3 separate regions of the Mus musculus genome follow, and regions 2 and 3 are each linked to region 1. A link is a loop called in an ENCODE intact Hi-C map of the cell type or tissue named here. Cell type or tissue: gastrocnemius. All regions are shown on one strand. Links, peaks and the distances in the headings refer to the core of each region. The heading gives the core; the rest is flanking DNA.

The links. A loop is a pair of places that touch in the nucleus more often than their neighbours do. Peaks named below come from ENCODE experiments on the same cell type or tissue, not always from the same donor. Only the 100,000 strongest peaks of a DNase experiment are listed, where the experiment ranks them.
Region 2: it touches region 1 in a loop (2.1-fold over the local background); 9 of 42 quality-filtered maps call a loop at or near these places.
Region 3: a loop joins it to region 1, with 3 times the contacts of the local background. A loop is called at or near these places in 9 of 42 quality-filtered maps.

The regions. Positions count from the first base shown.
Region 1 is chr4:117,854,271-117,862,219 of GRCm38, forward strand. Slc6a9 (solute carrier family 6 (neurotransmitter transporter, glycine), member 9) reads left to right here. Exons shown (of 14, transcript NM_008135.4): 3 at 1,605-1,761; 4 at 2,420-2,551; 5 at 2,933-3,203. Among named protein-coding and RNA genes, the nearest start is that of Ccdc24, 14 kb to the right of the region's middle. In gastrocnemius, for the core only: a CTCF peak has its summit at 4,735 (motif pointing left); a DNase peak (open chromatin) is centred at 4,703; H3K27ac peaks cover 1,370 bases.
Region 2 is chr4:117,712,805-117,717,804 of GRCm38, forward strand. No RefSeq gene overlaps it. Among named protein-coding and RNA genes, the nearest start is that of Gm34746, 16 kb to the left of the region's middle. In gastrocnemius, for the core only: no CTCF peak of the experiment used is centred there; no DNase peak of the experiment used is centred there.
Region 3 is chr4:117,702,782-117,707,781 of GRCm38, forward strand. It overlaps Gm34746 (predicted gene, 34746), which reads left to right. Exons shown (of 3, transcript NR_151608.1): 3 at 221-1,239. Among named protein-coding and RNA genes, the nearest start is that of Gm34746, 6.2 kb to the left of the region's middle. In gastrocnemius, for the core only: a CTCF peak has its summit at 2,763; a DNase peak (open chromatin) is centred at 2,774.

The sequences.
Region 1 (7,949 bases), core at 1,767-6,766:
AGTTGACATTGCCTCGCACATAGTAGGGAATTTGTAAGTCTTGATATTTGGTGAATGAATGAGTGAATGAATGAATGAGTGAGTTAATGAATGCAGATGCCTTTTAGCTTGCCAGTTTGCTCTGGGTTCTCTGAGTCCCCCTCGTCCCCCTCCCTAATTCCTGGTGCTGTGCCCTACAGCCTCCTTTGAGGAACTGAAGGGCAACATTTTCTGAGCTGAACTGGATTCATGGGACAGTCCTCCCCACGATTCACGGGACAGTCCTCCCCACCAATGCTTATCTACCAGGCCTGGGTGCTACTCAGATCTGTGTTCCTTACAGGCCTTTTCAAAAGGCACCGAGGCCCCAGTGAAGCCATTCAGCTTTGTCTGCCAAAATTAGGGTCTGAGAGTATGTCAGAGCGACAAGCCACCTTTCTAATCATTGGCGAGTGGCTGCTGAACTTGAAGATGTCACTTTCACATGACAGTGTCATGCCAGTCTCTTGGCCACACTGCTCCAGCCTTGATCCGGATGTCTTTTAGAGGAACTCCTGTCCTTTCAGGGCCGTAGTTCATCTCTGGGAGGCTGTTGGTGTACAAGGACACTGTGTGTATTTCTTTACTGGTGACTCCTAGGGTCCTTAGGCTTCCCAATGACAATCTCGGGCCCCTCAAGTCTGGCTTATGGTGAATGACTCACACTCATAACGGGAGAGGGTTCAGAGAGGAGTGGCTTGGGGAAAGGGGACACACTAAGGGACTTTCAGAGGTAGTTCTACATCTGAAGAAGGAACTCCTCGTGGAGTGTCCTCAGTGGGTCCTGGACAGTTTAACCCAGCACTTCCTGCACTCAGGCCGAATACCCATCAGGGATTCATCTGCAGGCCACCCTCTCATTCAGTGACACCCTTTCCTGGAACCACCTCTGTTTCCTTTAGCCAGGCCTGTCCTCAGAGTCTGGCACGGTGCCCACAGCTCTGGTCTCCTGTCCTAACTCATAGCCCAGCATCTCCTGCCATGGCTCAGGTCAGCCCCCTCTGATCTCTAGTGTCTTGCCCAGGTCTGGTCTAGCCTAGATGCACAGCCCCCTCTTCCACCCAGGCCTGCTCACCGTGTGCCCCCAGGAAGAAGCCTTCTCTAGGGATAAGTCTAGCCACCGCCTGCCCATGGGCAGCGTGCTTAGCCTGGCGATGTGGTAGGCGTCGGGTGGGGGGTAGCTGTCCGGACACAGGCCCCTTTGTTTCCGGCTTGACTTGGCTGCTTGGTATGAGGCTCAGCTTCTCATCAGGTCCTTAGCCTGAGAGGAATGGCAAGGGTTTAGAGGGGTTAGGGGGCTCTTGGCTCAGGCTCCCTCCTCAGTGTCCCCTTTCCTGCTGTAACCAGCTCCTCAGGTGGGCTGGTATACCTGGCATGGAGTGCTGAGGGCTGGGCACTGTCTGGCAGCTGTACCTCTCCTCTCTTCTGCCAGGCTGGCCCTCAACTCCTTCCGGCCGAGAGGGAGCCCCAGGGTATGTGGCAGGGTGATGTGGAGGGCCAAAGGAAAACCGCTGGGAGCGACTCAGAGGGTCAGACACGGGGCACAAATGCCTTTACTGATGGTAGCTTCTTTCCTGTCCCCACAGAATGGTGCTGTGCCCAGCGAGGCCACCAAGAAGGACCAGAACCTCACACGGGGCAACTGGGGCAACCAGATCGAGTTTGTACTGACGAGCGTGGGCTATGCCGTGGGCCTGGGCAATGTCTGGCGTTTCCCATACCTCTGCTATCGCAACGGGGGAGGTACCCAGTGGGCACAGGGCAGGGACCACCCAGTTGGGTAGAGCCCACCCACCGGGGCTTGGGCCACCATCTCCCCAGAACAGGTGCCACTCCAGGAAGAAGCTGGCCTCTGGCCCTGGTGTTTACCCCCATCCCTTAGGCATATTTTGCCTAAGGTGCAGACCACCCTCAGATCCTGCCAGCCTGTTCTCTGTGCCTGATCTGCTAGCCTGCTCCTTGAAAGCTAGAAGTAGAGGAAACCACTTGAATTTCCTGGGTTCTCTGTCTTAACACCCCATATTTCAACAGTCTCCCAGATTGTACAGAGATATTTGAGGATCCCAGTGACGTGTGTGTGTGTGAGAGAGAGAGAGAGAGAGAGAGAGAGAGAGAGAGAGAGAGAGAAATCAATTGGTTAAAGCTTCAAATCCTACCCCAACATGGCAGTCCGGGGCAGGATTTTTCTGCAGAGCAGACTTCCTGGGGAGCCTCTGTTCAGTTCGAAGACAGGGCAGGCAGGGAATGTGTGTCAGCCCCAGACAGCTGCTCAGTGCAGGCAGGCTCCTGTCCCAGTACTAGTGAAGCACGAAGGTTTTACTGTGGGTTTGGAGAAGGGGACCCAGGGAGGGGTACCTGGAGCCTACCCTGAGCCCTGCCTCCTCCTCCTCCTCTGTGCCAGGAGCCTTCATGTTCCCCTACTTCATCATGCTGATCTTCTGCGGGATTCCTCTCTTCTTCATGGAGCTTTCCTTCGGCCAGTTTGCAAGCCAGGGCTGCCTGGGGGTCTGGCGGATCAGCCCCATGTTCAAAGGTGAGGTTCTGGTGGGGCACGTGCACACCAGATGCGCACGTGTGCATACACACACACACCCCAGACGCGCACGTGTGCATACACGCACGCGGAGGCCACTGGCTTGTCCATCTGTACAAACACGAGCATCCCCTTGGTGCTGACCCCAAGCGCAACATCAATGGCCAAGGCCATGGACACCTGCTGGCTGGAGCGCATTCATGTTTACTCGGCCCCCACCTCTGTCTCCCGCCTCGCAGAGACACAAAACTCCTTTCCTCCCCTAACTTACCAAGGCCTGAACCTTCCCATCTACAACTCTCCATTAGGAGCCGTTAACATTTAGCTAGGCCTGCGAGGCTGGCCTCTCACTCCATGGTGCTCACCGTGCCTTTCCCACAGGCGTGGGCTATGGTATGATGGTGGTGTCCACATACATTGGCATCTACTACAACGTGGTCATCTGCATCGCCTTCTACTACTTCTTCTCGTCCATGACGCACGTGCTGCCCTGGGCGTACTGCAACAACCCCTGGAACACACCTGACTGTGCCGGTGTGCTGGACGCTTCCAACCTCACCAATGGCTCCCGGCCCGCTGCCCTGTCTGGCAACCTGTCTCACCTGTTCAACTACACCTTGCAAAGGACCAGCCCCAGCGAGGAGTACTGGAGGTGAGGGGACCTGGTGGCAGCCCTTAGACCTCCTACCCCCATCTGGCAGCCGTGTTTTCATCACCTGCATGTAGTGTCTGCCGTGCAGGGGACAGAGGCAGGTTGGGGTGGCAGATATGCAGAGGGCCGTGGAAGGCTTGGAGGTGAACTGGGAGTCCTTACGGCGTAACAGTAGACGAGGGCTCTGGAAATCTTAAGGCTCCAGAGGCCAGTCAGAACAAGGGGAGAGAGCATGTGATGGAGGGCGTCATGAGGGAGGTCCCAGAGGACCAGAGGTCATTCTCAAAGCTGTGGGAGAGCCCTATTGAGATTCACATGAATGGATGGATCCTGTGGGCTTTGAGGTGGCCTTGAAGGGGCACTACGTTCACAGAGAACTAACCAGAGTTAAGCTTCCTCTTCATACTGTAGAACAAAAGGAGCCATGAGCATTCACTAGGCCAGGGATGCCAGGACAGCCAGGCCCGTTCTGTTCAGAGGTGACAAAGAGACTAGTGTCTCTGGGCCCTCTGAAGGAAGGCAACTACTGGAGGTGTCTGTCTGGACCACCTTATCCCAACTGGCAGATGGAAGGCGCAGTGGGGTATTCTTCCTACATCTTACTGGAGAGTCCTGGGGCAAAGGACCTTTGCATGTGGGAGGTAGACCTCATCTATTTATTCTGTAGGTGTCTGCTCTAAAGGCTCTGTGTGCCCATGGCGGTGTAAAATGGTCCAGAGCCTCTGTCCCGAGAAATCACATAGTCTATAGAGAAACAGATAGTTCAGTGCATTAGGAGCAGGTGCCCTGCCTGGCACAGAAGTATGGAAGTGGCACTAAGAAGGTGCTGGTGACTTCTGAGAGATGGGGACAAGGGGAGCTGGTGATAACTGCCCAGAAATGGGAGGAAAGAGTTAGGAGGAATTCACAAGTAGGTGGGCACAGAGGCCACAAGGAGGCAAACTGACGCCAAGGTTGGGAACAAATGGGACACTGAGAAAAGAGACAAGGATGGCACCATCATATGGTGCCAGCTTCTACGGCAGCCAAAAGGCTTGACCATTTCCCTGCTGTGTGATGGAGGCCAAAGGTGAGGTGTGCATGGCTCTGGGCGCACAGAAGTTGTAGCAGGTCCTCTAAATCCAGTGCTGAAAGTGCAAATCCCACACAGCTGTGGGGAGGGGCCACTCCCAGAGAGGAGATGAGGAAGAAAGGGAGAGAGAAATCTCACCCAATCAGATGAACTGTCCACCAGGGGTGTGATGCGCACAGGATGGCCCAGACGGAAAGGCAGAATATGAACTTCCCTGGAGCTCCCCAAAGCACAAACCCTGCATGCCAACCTTAGCCCAGGCAGATGCTCCAGTGTTGCCTGCCTCAGGGGCAAAGCTCCTGAGACTGGAGCCAGTGGAATCAGTGGGGAATAGCTCTCAGAGAATCTGCCTAGCGGGGCATACTGAGGGGACAGCTGGGCCCTGCTCCGCACCTGGGGCTGTGCCAGGCCTACCTACCTAGCTCAGTTCCTACCCCCCAGTGGCTCCCTGCTGCCACCTCCTGGAGAGCCTGGAAAGATATTTTCTCCCTGCTCTACTGGTGATTGACCACTGCCCCATGCCCAGATCCATGCATGCCAGGCAAATGCCTCATCCCTGAGCTCTGTCCCTAGCCGCCTTCTTACATTTTCATTTTGAGGTTGGTCTTGAACTTGTGCTCCTCCTGCCCAAGCTCTAGAGAAGCTGAGGTTGTTGGCCTGCATCAACAGGTGTGGCTGAGAAATGGTCCTTAAGGGAGCAGTGTGGTTGGAAGGAGCCCAAAGCCCTGTGTTGGATTCTCTCGAGCACCAGAGGAGAAGAATAGAGCTGCCCAGGCTTCTCTGATTGGAGGAGGGAGGAGGAACTGGTACTCCTACTCACTAGGTGGCAGTGCATTATCTCAGCAAGCCTTGTTAGCTCTGTTTTCAGATGTATAGACTGACATCCAAGGTTAAGAAACTAAACAGTTTTGGACATGGCTGGGCTGTGTGTACCAGGCCCCGCCCTGGCTCTGCCTGGTTGTGTGCTCCCAGGCCAGTGGTGCTCTGCCAGTGTTCCTAATCCGAGGTGTTCCTTTGAAAAGTGGCATGATGTAGTTATCAGTTTATGAATGAAGACAGCAGGCTACCAGAAAGACGAGGACGACTGGGGTGTAGCTCTGTGGTAAAGCTTGCCTAGTGTTTGAGGTCCTAGCTTTGATCTCTAGTACCTAAACAAAAATAGACAGACAGACAAACAGAGGCCTTTAAATCAAGAGACTCTGGAAGGCCAGGTTTCCAGCCACTCCTCCCTGCTTACCCTTGTTGCCCTCTCCCCAGACTTGTTTTACACTCTTCTGTGCTGGTTTGAGTGTTGCTTCCAAGTTCTAAGCTCATGACCAGCCACTCGGCTCCACAGCCTCTGTGGCAGCCAGCACCCGACACCGTGGACTCTGATCCCAGCCCCACCCCACCCCCACCCTGGTGTCTCATTCCAGCTTCATTGTCACACTGACATCTCAAGTCCTGGGTCTCCCACTGGCCCACTGTGTATTCATGGGAGGCTACCAAATCTCCCTAAGTCTTGGGTGTTCACCCCTCAAATCTGGATGGCTATAATTCTTCCCTCGTTGCTGCAGAGGTGACACATGCTAACGTGGTATAAAAACCAGAGCTCAGCGGCAAGGGCTCAAGGGGCTGGATCTGTGAACAATCAGAAGAGGCAGTCTCTCTCTTTAAGCCAGTTACTGTCCACTCAAGAAAACAAGATCTCTCTATATATATGGAGTTTAGGATCTTTTGCTTGTTTTATTTTGTTTTTGACATAGGGTCTTATATAGCCCTGGCTGGTCTGAACTCCCTATGTAGAACCAGGCTAGCTTTGAACTCACAGAGAGCCTCTTGCCTCTCTGCCTCCTAAATGCTGAGATTAAAGGTCCATGTGTCACTTCTGCCCCCTGCTCCCCTTTGAGGCAGGATCTTACTCATATCTGGAGAAATGTCAAGCAGGAAAAGAGGTGATTGTGGTGGCCCGCCTGTAGTCTCAGCTACTGGGAGGCTGAGGCAGGAGAGTATAGAGTTAAAGCCCAGCTGTGCTCCCTAGTAGACCTAGCCTCAGTAAAGAAAAGGGGTGGGAGAGGCAGAATAATCTTAAGAGGGCGTGCATCAGGAGCCAGCTTACAAATAAGTCACGTTCCAAGCGCTCTGAGGTTAATTGTTTGGCTCAAAAGCACATGGTCCAAAGAAAAACAAGAACTAAATGTGGTACAACCTAAAATAAAGCTAGAATTCATTCGATGGTTCCCAGGCTAACCATCTGAGCTCTGCAGCCCAGTACAGTAACGCTGTACTCATGCACTAAAAATAACACCGCGGGCTGCCATTTTAGCATGTGCTATTCGGGAAAGTTTGTTCTTTCAATCCTTTAAGTGACAAGGGTTTTCTTGACTTGAATGTTGGCACTTGGGAAACGTGAATCAATAGAAGCAGAGGGAGCCTGTGGTTATTCTGAAGGTCCCACTTCACCAGCACTGGTGTCTGACATAGGAGCACCCAGGCAGGCCTGGCCTAGGCTGCCGCCACCCCTAGGCCGTTGCCTTCAGCTATGAATGGCCTTGTCTGTCTATCTCAGTGGGCCAATAGAGTTGTTTTCTGTGTGTGCCCCGAAGAGGGAAAAGGCAGGAAAGCAAGGCCAAAGTGACCCTATGAATCCTGGACCTCTCCCTTCTGACTGCTGATTCCTGTGTGACTGAGCAAGGAGAGGGTCTTGTCAGCCTCAGACACTGACAGTTGAGAGAATTGGGCAGAGGGGGGAGAAGTTGGACAGCACCCTCTACAGGCCATGCTGTTAAGGGTGGGCTGGGACGAAGGTCGAAAGCCAAAAGGAGGCTGTTTAAGTACACTTGGGTGTCAGGCAGGCAAACACCAAGTTCCAGCTCTGACAACATTGTCCATGAAGATCCAAAGTCATATCTCATCCCAGGTCATTAAACATGTCTGCATGAGATCTGAGAGCTGATCTAGCATAGCTAAGGATGCTGAGCAGGGGGAAACAGCCTCCAAATGGGACCAATACTGACAGGAAAGAAAGGAGCCAGTTTTACCTAGTTCTCTCCTGTGTCTCGGGCTGGTGTTGTGATGAAGAAACTGGGGCTGGAGAGTGTCTTCCTTACCTCCTCTTCACCGCTAGCTAGCCTCGAGCATTCATGGGCCTCTCTCCTTTTTGCCGCCCAACCCATTTGCCAGTGTCCACTCCCTCAAGATCGAATACTGTCCGTCAGTGGCAGGCACCGGGGATGTATAGCCAGGAACAAAGTGAGCAAAAACTGCGACCATAGAGGACAGTAGACAAAAGCCATAAAAAGGGCTGGGGTTGTAGCTCAGTTGGTAGAATGCCTTCCTTCCATGCGTGCATGAGGCCCACAGTGCCCCGTAAAATCTGGCAAGCCCCAGCAATCAAGCAGAGGAAGTGGTAGGTTCCTAAGTTCAAAGTCATTCCCAACCACAGAGCTCAAGACCAGCCTGGGTGACATGAGCCCTTGTCTCACATAAAGCAAACAAACCATCAAGAGCGAAACATACGAAACAGGAGAAGGACGTGTCTGCTGTCGAGGAGCATGGAGAAGGGGGAGGCATTCTAGGCTGGGATGAGAGCTGCATGTCACGATATAGGATCACCGTGAGGAGTGGCCATCTCAGTAAAGACTGGAGGAAGTAGGGGTCACAGACAAGGCCAGCTATATCCTATAGAGGGATAT
Region 2 (5,000 bases), core at 1-5,000, 140 kb before region 1:
ACAGCCATCTCTCCAGGCCTGTTCTCTTGGCTTTTTGAGTTAAGATTTCTCTGTTTAGTCCTGGCTGTCCTGAATCAACTTTGTAGACCAGGCTGTGCTCAACCTCACACAGTTCTGGCTGCCTCTGCCTCCCAAGTCCTGGGATAAAGGCCTGGCTTAAACTGATGATTTAAAAAATGGAAATAAAATGAATGAGAATATAGAAAGACCATCGTATAACAAAATCAAATAAGAAATTACAAGCAAGAAGTGGATCTGCAGAGATGTGCAAAGACTGCATATAGCAATCCACCCTGTGGCCTGCCTAAATTGACTGATGAATATTAGTTCAGTTGGTTCACAGAGCAGGTATGAATATGCATTATCCCTCGGTTCCTGCAACCTAGCAATCTTGACTCCAGCTCTCTGAGAAAACTAGGTCCCTGTCTACAAAGTATAGCCTGGGCAAGTTTAGCCCTTAAGGCTCACCTAGTAACATCTTTGCCTGTTTTTGGAGCTAAGTGACCCAGCCTGGAGCTGAACTCTTCCATTCCACCCTCTGCTCTTTAGAGCCTGAGGCCATAACGTTCTCCAAGGAGACAGGTACAGAATCCTTGTGACCCAGGCTGGTTTATCAGCCTGAGGCAACAGCATATCAAGCAAACATCTAAAGGATTGAGAAATTGCTGAGGCCACCCTGGAGGGGAAAACACACTAAGCCAGGGAGCCTGTGCTCGAGCTCACTGCTGTGTGTTCTAGAAAGGTGGGGCATGAGTCTCAGCCTCAGGTGAAACGTCTGTTTGCCAGTTGCACTGATATGGTGGTCTTGGAGACTGCGCAGAGCTCCTCCTATAGCCAATGGTGAGTCAGTGGGGGACAAGGACAGATAGTACATAATCCTCTAGTTGGATGAATGCTAAGGGTTGCAGCCTTGGGCAGAAAGAGAACCCAGTGCCCTAGGCATGATCGGCTTTTCTGCCTGTCATATCACTTCTACTATCTATGAGTGCTTTTTTTTACACCAGGTTGCAATTGGCTCTTACCCTGCAGAGTTCTGTGAAGTGCCATCAGGCTGATCTGTCCTGCTCAAACATTCCCTCAGCCTCTGCCCCCTGAGCGCAGGCATCCCAGGCAAGCACACCCCTCCACACCCAGCTTGCTGCTTAAGCTTTCAGCTGTCTGCAGTGGTTATCTGAATACAAGATAAGCCCTTCTGAAGATGTCATTCTTCTTCTGGACTCCCCACAGTTTCTGCTCAGGGGATTCATGAGTTGAGCACCAAGACATGGCCTCTACATGTTGCCAGTGCTGTGGCCTAGTTCATAGCAAGGCTACAGATGAGTCTAGCTGTTACAAAATGTCTGCAGGCAAGGACTCACTTAACACTCAGCTCTGCTGATCTGGCTGCTGTCCTGCTGATCCAGGTGTGTCTCTCCCCCCCCCCCCCCACTCGTGGACTGAGATATGAAGGAGCCATTACAGTAACCTCTGTATCATTTACAGGACTCCCTGTTTCCTTCCATAATAAACCAATGATATTTTTGTTCAGTCATTTGTTTTTGCAGTGTTTATTTTTGGTGTTTTGAGTTAAAAATTTCTCTGTGTAGCCCTGGCTGTCCTGGATTGGCTTGGTAGACCAGGCTGTCCTCAACCCCACACAGTTCTGCCTGCTTCTGACTCCCAAGTGCTGCGATAAAGGTGTGTGCCACCAGGCCTGGCTTAAACTGATGTTCTTAACAGTAGAAATAACATGAATGAGAACATAGAAAGGCCATGATAAACCACACCCAAATAAGGAATTAGGAAGCAGCAAGTGGACCTGCAGAGAAGTACAAAGATGGGATTAAGCAGTCCACCTGGACAAAGAGGAAGTCTGAGATCCCAAGTTGCCACTTTGGGAAATTCAACACGAGCAATCACAAATAAACAAACGGTCACCTTGCCCTCTCCAAGTGAACAAGTACTACCAACCCAAACCATTCTCAGGTGTGTGTGGAATGCAGTGGTAGAGTAGTTGCTTAGGACTGGAACACTGTCTGTGATCCTCAAAATAGGAGAAGACTGGGAGAGGGGGATGGAAGCAAGCTAGAATTGGGGAGTCTTGATCTGGACCCAAGAGCCATGCAATTATTCAGTCATTCATTAAAAATGAGAAGCCCATGATTTTGGACACACTAGGCATAAAAATGCCATTTTCTAGCTCATAAAACTGAAACCTGATTGGGGGGGGGGTGCTGGTGGAACCTAGGAAGGCTGCTTCCCTAGGCTAGTGCTGTTAGGGTGCCAGGAATTCAAGTCAGCTGTTACACCACTAGGATGTCAATGAAATTCCCCAAGGACACACCTATAGAATACACAAAGAAATATCATGTGTGTATGTTTGAGCCAGATATCTATATATGGGATTAAAATCTTTCACCACAGACTAGAGAGATGGCTCAATGGTTAAGAGCACCGACTGCTCTTCCAGAGGTCCTGAGTTCAATTCCCAGTAACCACATGGTGGCTCACAACCATCTGTAATAGAATCTGATATAAATTATATATATATATATATATATATATATATATATATATATATATATATATTCGGTTTTTCGAGACAGGGTTTCTCTGTATAGCTCTGGCTGTCCTGGAACTCACTCTGTAGACCAGGATGGCCTCAAACCCCAAAATCCACCTGCCTCTGCCTCCCAAGTGCTAGGATTAAAGGCGTGTTCCCCCACTGCCCCGCCTAATAACATTAATTTTGATGCTACTTTAAAACTATAATTTGTGCTACTTAATGAATCCTAGTGTATCTGATATGCAGGAATCTAATATGTGAAAGGGCAATTCAACCCTCCAAAAGACTCTGGATACACACGCTGTAAACAACTGCCTCAAGGCTGCTCTCGAGCAAATTCAAAAATCCCACGGTCACAACTGGTTGGTAGGTAGACACTCACATCATTAGGCTCCTCCCCCAAAGGGGTGTGACCAACACAAGACCCCATAAAAGTCAAAGCCAGTTCTTCAGAATGGGTTTCTTCCAGTCCACCTAGATCACATCAGCTAGTGGTTACCATCAGAGTCCACTTTCTGGATCTGCTTCGGTAAGTCTCAAATCTCACTGGGAAAGGTTACTGGCCGGGGCTGGGAGTTCTAAAGGTGGGGAGGTCAAAAATGCTAGCAGTGAGGCAGAGGATGTATCTGAAGAGGTTGTATTAGGGGAACGTGTGCTGAGAGACAAACGCAGCCTGTGCTGGAGCCCGTGGGGTGGAATTGTAATCAAAACAATTGTAAGCATCACAACTGTCTCTCCAAGATGTAGTCCTAGTTCAGGCCTTAAGCAGGCCTCAAAGCTGTCGGGAATGCCAGGACTCATGAACCAGATAGAGAGCAGGATGAGAGTATGCATGGTGACCACAACGCAAGTCCAGACTTGAGACTGAAGCAGGAAGATCTCTGACTGGTTTTTTCAGGATTTATTTATTTTATAAATGTGAATACACTCTCACTGTCTTCAGAAACACAAGAAAAGGGCATCAGATCACAATACTGGTGGTTGTGAGCCACCATGTGCTTGCTGGGAATTGAATTCTGGACCTCTGGAAGAGAGTGCTCTTAACCGCTAAGCCATCTCTCCAGCCCCAATACTTCTGATTTTTAAGGCCAGCCTAGTGTACATTGGGAGTTTCAGGCCTGCCCAGGCCTGTCTCAAAATAACAATTTTTAAAATAATAAAATGAAGGCAGGTATGGCAGCACTTGCCCTTAATTCCTGTATATGGAGGGGAGTCAGAGGCAAAGTGGATCAAGGCCTGCCTGATACACCTAGGAAATTTCAGGTCAGCCAGGGCTCTGTAGACAGACACTGCCTCAAAGAAATAGATACAAAGTAAATAAATGGCTTTTTTTGGTGTGTGATAATGTTTCTTTCTATAGGAATTTACTGTGTAAACCAGGTTGGCCTCAAACTCACAGAGATACATCTGCCTCTGCCTCCCACAGGCTGAGTTTAAAGATGTGTGCCACCAGGCCTGACCTATAAAAATCTTCGTTTTAAAGGTCCTGTCCAGCAGTTCAGATCCATTTGCATTCCTGGGGGCCTGAAGCTTACAGACCAGAGGCAGTACTGTACTGTGTACACCAGGTTCCCTCCCTGCTTCCGTTTTCTCAGATACTCATCTGCATCTGGTGGGTCCACTCTGGACAAGTTTTGTAAGTATTATACATTTTATATATTATATAATCATAATATCGTGTTTCCTGATATGTGAAAAATGAGTGTATGTGTCTCTGAAGGCCAAAAGAGAGTTAGGTCCCCTTGACCTGGAGTCTTTTATGAGCCACACATACACAAAAACACACAAAATGGCTCTTAACCACTGAGCCATCTTCCTTCCCACCTAGAGGTCTGTTGGTTTGGAATATTTATGCTGTGTGTTTTGGTTGTCAAGTTCGGTTTTATGTTTGTTTGTTTCTTTGTTTTGGAACAAGGTTTTTTTTGTGTGTTCCAGCTGTCCTGGAACTCACCTTGTAGACCAGGCTGGCTGGAACTCAGAGATCCACCAGCCTCTGCCTGCTGAGTGCCGGGATTAAAGGTGTGAGCCACCACAGTTTGGTTTACCTTAATCCCCCAAAACAACCTGCCCCACCCATCTAAATGGCTGTCCCGCCCTCAGTGCTTCTCAAACAATATTTTTATTGTGTTCACACAGATTTGGTTGACAGTGGTGCCTATTTCTTTAATCCCCACACTAGGAAGGCAGAGGCAAGAAAAGCAGATCCCTGAGTTCAAGGCCAGCATGGTCAACAGAGGTAGTTCCAGGATAGTCAGGGCTACAGAGAAACCCTGTCTTGAAAAACAAAACAAACAAAAGAAATAATAATAATAATGAATTAATTTAAAAATAGTAAAAACAAAAAACAAAAACAAGAAAAAAAAAACTAAAAAAAGATGGTTTGAAAAATAAGTAGGTAGAGGTTGGTGAGATGGCTGAGCAGCTTGGAGCAGTGTCTGCTCTCCAGAGGTCCTGA
Region 3 (5,000 bases), core at 1-5,000, 150 kb before region 1:
GTGTGTTTAAATAAGGCAAGTGCCACTCTGGAACAAACCCAGCTTTCTCTGTGCTTTGATGCCCACCATCTCCCTCTTTCCATCGGCAGCAAAAGTTTCCCAGACCTTCTTACAAGCAAGAGTAATCCTGTATCTACCTGGATTCCTCTGCCCAATCCCATGTTCTCTCTGTATTCAACTCAGGTGTTCAATATAACTTGTCTACATTTGTTCTTTGCAGGTTGGTACCAGACTTGGGATCGCACAGTAGGATAGCAGCTGTTTCCAGCAGATCTTTGGTTTCCCTACCCCACCACCAAGCAAGATAGCTACTAGAGATCTATACCTTCGGTCTCTCTCCTGAAAGAACTAGAGTCATGGATGATGGATGACTTTGGCTCTTAGCTTCCAAGCCTACTGATGTGCGTTCTGAGCTCTTGGGGTTTATTTGAACTATGCTTTTAGACCAGGCTGGGTTCCAGAGTGGGCTGAATCCAATAATGGACCTATTGCATAGATGCTACTGCTGTGGGCTGGGACAGACCTTGGCTACCAAGTGTGCAAGGCACATGTGTGACTTGGTGTTTTAGCTCACTTTCCATTGCTTTGATAAAACACGGACCAAAAGCAACTTGGGGAGGAAAGGGTTTATTTGGCTTATACATCCCAGTCAGAGTTGATCGCTGTGGGAAGTGGGGGCAAGAACTCAAGCGGGAACCCAGAAGTATGCACTGAAGCGGAGCCATAAGGAATGCTGCTGGCTGGCATGCTCAACCCGCTTCTTTACAAAACCCAGAACCATCTGCCTAGACATGACACTGCCCGCGGTGGCCTAAGCCCTCCCACATTAATCAAGAAGACACTCCACAGACCAGCGTCCAGGTCCATCCCAGGAAAGCAACTCCTCCATTGACTCTTCCTCTTTCCAGATGACCCCAGTTTGTGTCAAATTGACAACGAAATGATCAATCAATCAAACAAACAAAAACTCATCACTCTTAGAAAAAGAAATTTAGTACCTTCAAGATGTCTACTTAGAGCGAGTCCAGATGGGCGCCAGCCCTTCCTGGGTCCCCAGACCTTCCACTGTCAAAAGCTCCACATCCCACCGCTTCATGTGGAACATACCAAATGATGAAATTTTGAAAGATATTAGTGGGGTGACTGCTCTAAACTTGTTAAAATTGTTATAACCTGTAATCCCGGAAAGACAATAAGATCTTCCATCAGGGAGTTGGGGGGATTAAAAGCATTTGTGCCAAGCTTGAAGGCCAAGGAAGAGTTTATTTGGACTTATGGTATTGTAGGGGTAAAAGTTCGTGTTGGGGCAATCCAACAGCAGGTAGGCACGGTGGCCTGTGCAGGAAGCAGCGAGATCAGGTCTTCAACCAGAAGCATGAGGCCTGCAAGCACACAAGGATAAACTCTCTCAAAGCCCCAAGTGACACACTTCCTCCAGCAAGGCTGCACCTCCCCAGAAAGCACCCCTAACCGGGGACCAAGTGTTCAAGTACCAAGCCAAGGGTGTTTGAATGAATCTCTCATTCAAACCATCACAACTCCTCATAGTAGAATATTCTCTGCTTCCCTGAAACCTAATGACTTCACACAACAAAATTTGATGTGCATTGCTAAAATTTATTTTCTCCATGTAGAGAAGGCTTTTTTTTTTCTTTTTGAGACAAAGTCTCACGTAGCCTAAACTTTCTCTGAACTGCATTTCCGAGGGTGACCTTGAACTTGTAATCCGACCCCTTCCAACTCCCGTGAGCCCGTGGCCAGTTTATGCAGTGCTGGGACACAGGGTTTCTTGCATGCTGGTTAAGAACTCTCCTAACGGAGACTCTTTCTAACTCTCCTAACATTCCCAGCCACAGAACACTTTTTGTGATCTGCTAATGGAGGGCAATCAAACATTTCATGGTTTACAGCTCAAACACTGAGTCCTCTGAAAACCGCATCCTTGGGAGCTGTCAAGAGGTTCTGAGTCCAACCCACAAACACGGCAGCAAAACTTCAAGGTCTGGAGCTGTGGAGCTCTGCCTTACAATATCTCACAACTCAAACTGCCCCTCCAATTTCCCCAAACTGCTGGAGACTTAGAGACAAATTTGACCAAATAAACGTGACCGCTTTCTGTAGCCCACATCCTAGGCAGGGATGTTTCCCCAAAGACCTTTACTATTATGGGGAAAATAGCAGAAGACATGAGCCAAGACGTCTGCTATTGTAAGAGTCATCTCCTTCCTAAAAACCATCTCTTGCTATCTTAATCTTTCCCTTTTCATACAGAAAAATCCATGGGTCCAGAACCCGTGGGGTGGTTTTAGATAAAGCTCGTGCCTTAGCAGGAAACTAGGGCAACTGTTGGTTTTCCAACAAACAATCGGAAACAATTCTAGCTGCGCCAGTGCTTCGGTGAGAGAGGGAAAAAGAAAAGTGGCCTTTGGCAGTCTAGACATCAGGGTAACTTATTTCTCTATATCAGCTTTTAAAGGCTACCCAAGACCCCCAGTGGATCATGTAACCATTACCAAATAGAGAAATATCTAGCGATGCCTGTAACTGGTAAACTACATTTCTAGGCATTGTCCATTCAGGACCCAGTGCCTTGATGGATGAAATAATTGCTAACGTAATGGCATTATGGCAAACCCAACTAGCTCTTTTGCTTAATACAGCCCCCTGATACATGCCAGTAGGGCCCACAAAAAGATTTCCACTACGTTTTGTTGAGGCTAGGCTATGATTTTCAGACAAAGAAACTGCTTGTATTTCCGACTTCTATCACGAGGTGGCGATCGTTCCTAACTCCCGCTACAAAAGTCTATATTGCCTCTGGGTTAGTGGCTCACTCTCTTCTGTTTGAATCTTCTTGCCTTTTGAGTAGCTTCCCCAGGAATTCAAATAGGAAGGATCTACTCTCAGAAAGTGGGGGTGGGGGTGGGGGTGGTAGTGACATTCATGTTCAACAGAAACACTCAAAGGGGCAGCAAGCCCTCTAGAATCATCCCATTCAAGTTGAACACTTGAATTTGGTACTGAAGTCATTTCCCCCCAGTAATCCACAGAGAAAGCTGAAGTAAAAGGGATTTACATTGCTATTTCTTCCGACACTGCCTCTGAACACGTTAAGTAAACGTCTTGAGAGAATGCTACTGGTTTGCAAGTATGATCATGGTTGCTCGAAGGCACCCTCAGCAGTCATCCCAGGATTGGCAAGGCTGGATTGTCTTCTTTGTTTGTTTGTTTGTTTGTTTATCTATCTATTTATTTGTTCTCTTGAGATAGGGTCTGAATAGCACTGGCTGTGCTGGAACTTGCTATGTAGACCAGGCTGGTCTTGAACTCACAGAGATCCACCTGCCTTTGCCTCTCTAGTTCCTTCCTTCCTTTTCTTTTCTTTTTTCTTTCTTTCTGAGGCAGGGCCTCATGTAGCCCAGGCTAATCTCTAGCTTCTTATTTTAGAAAAGGATGACTTTCTGATATTTCTGTCCCCACCTGCTTAGTGCTGGGATTTAAAAAAAAGATTTATTTATTTTTTTTATTATTTTGTGTATGTGAGTACACTGTAGCTGTACAGATGGTTGTGAACTTCATGTGGTTGTTGGGAATTGAATTTTAGGACCTCTGCTCACTCCGGTCAACTGGATGGTGTCAGATCTCATTACGGATGGTTGTGAGCCACCATGTGGTTGCTGAGATTTGAACTCAGGACCTTTGGAAGAGCAGTCTGTGCTCTTACCTGCTGAGCCATCTCACCAGCCCCTAGTGCTGGGATTTTAAGCACCACACACACCCAGCCCTGTGCTGGGAATCAAACCCATGGCTCTGTTAGTGGTGGGCAAACAATCTGGTCTCTGAACTACATCTCAGTTTGTATTTTTTTTAATTAATTTATTTATTATATGTAAGTACACTGTAACTGTCTTCAGACACCACAGAAGAGGGGATCAGATCTCATTACGGATGGTTGAGAGCCACCACATGGTTGCTGGGATTTAAACTCAGGACCTTCAGAAGAGCAGTCAGTGCTCTCAATGGTCGAGCCATCTCTCCAGTCCCTCAGTTTGTATTTTAGTCTTTTGATATACATCATTATGATCCCTTGTGGGGCAAGGCTCTTAGGTCATTAACAAGCCACCCATTGAGCACTGAATGGTCTATCTTTGACTAGATTAGCAGTTATTCAACTGACCTGGCACCATGATCCATAAATTCCACACTAAGAAAAATATTTGTGAATCGCAGATTGAAACAAACAAACAAAAAATTACATTCTAGTGGAACACAAGAGGAATATTGATAGCCAAAGGTATGGTCAGTCTCTCAAATTAAAAGGTAGAGCAGACGTGAAAAAGAGTCTACTGAAACTAAATTTGGCCTAACAAGGCCTCTGTATTTGAGTATACTGGAGTATGTCTACTGGAGTGTGTGCACTGGAGTATGTATACTGGAGTGTGTCTACTGGAGTGTGTGCACTGGAGTATGTATACTGGAGTGTGTCTACTGGAGTGTGTGCACTGGAGTATGTATACTGGAGTGTGTCTACTGGAGTGTGTGCACTGGAGTATGTATACTGGAGTGTGTCTACTGCAGTGTGTGCACTGGAGTATGTATACTGGAGTGTGTCTACTGGAGTGTGTGCACTGGAGTATGTATACTGGAGTGTGTCTGCTGGAGTGTGTGCACTGGAGTATGTATACTAGAGCATGTATATTGGAGCGTGTATACTGGAGTATGTCTACTGGAGTGTGTGCACTGGAGTATGTATACTGGAGTGTGTCTACTGGAGTGTGTGCACTGGAGTATGTATACTGGAGTGTGTCTACTGGAGTGTGTGCACTGGAGTATGTATACTGGAGTGTGTCTACTGGAGTGTGTGCACTGGAGTATGTATACTGGAGTATGTCTACTGGAGTGTGTGCACTGGTGTATGTATACTGGAGTGTGTCTACTGGAGTGTGTGCACTGGAGTATGTATACTGGAGTATGTCTACTGGAGTGTGTGCACTGGTGTA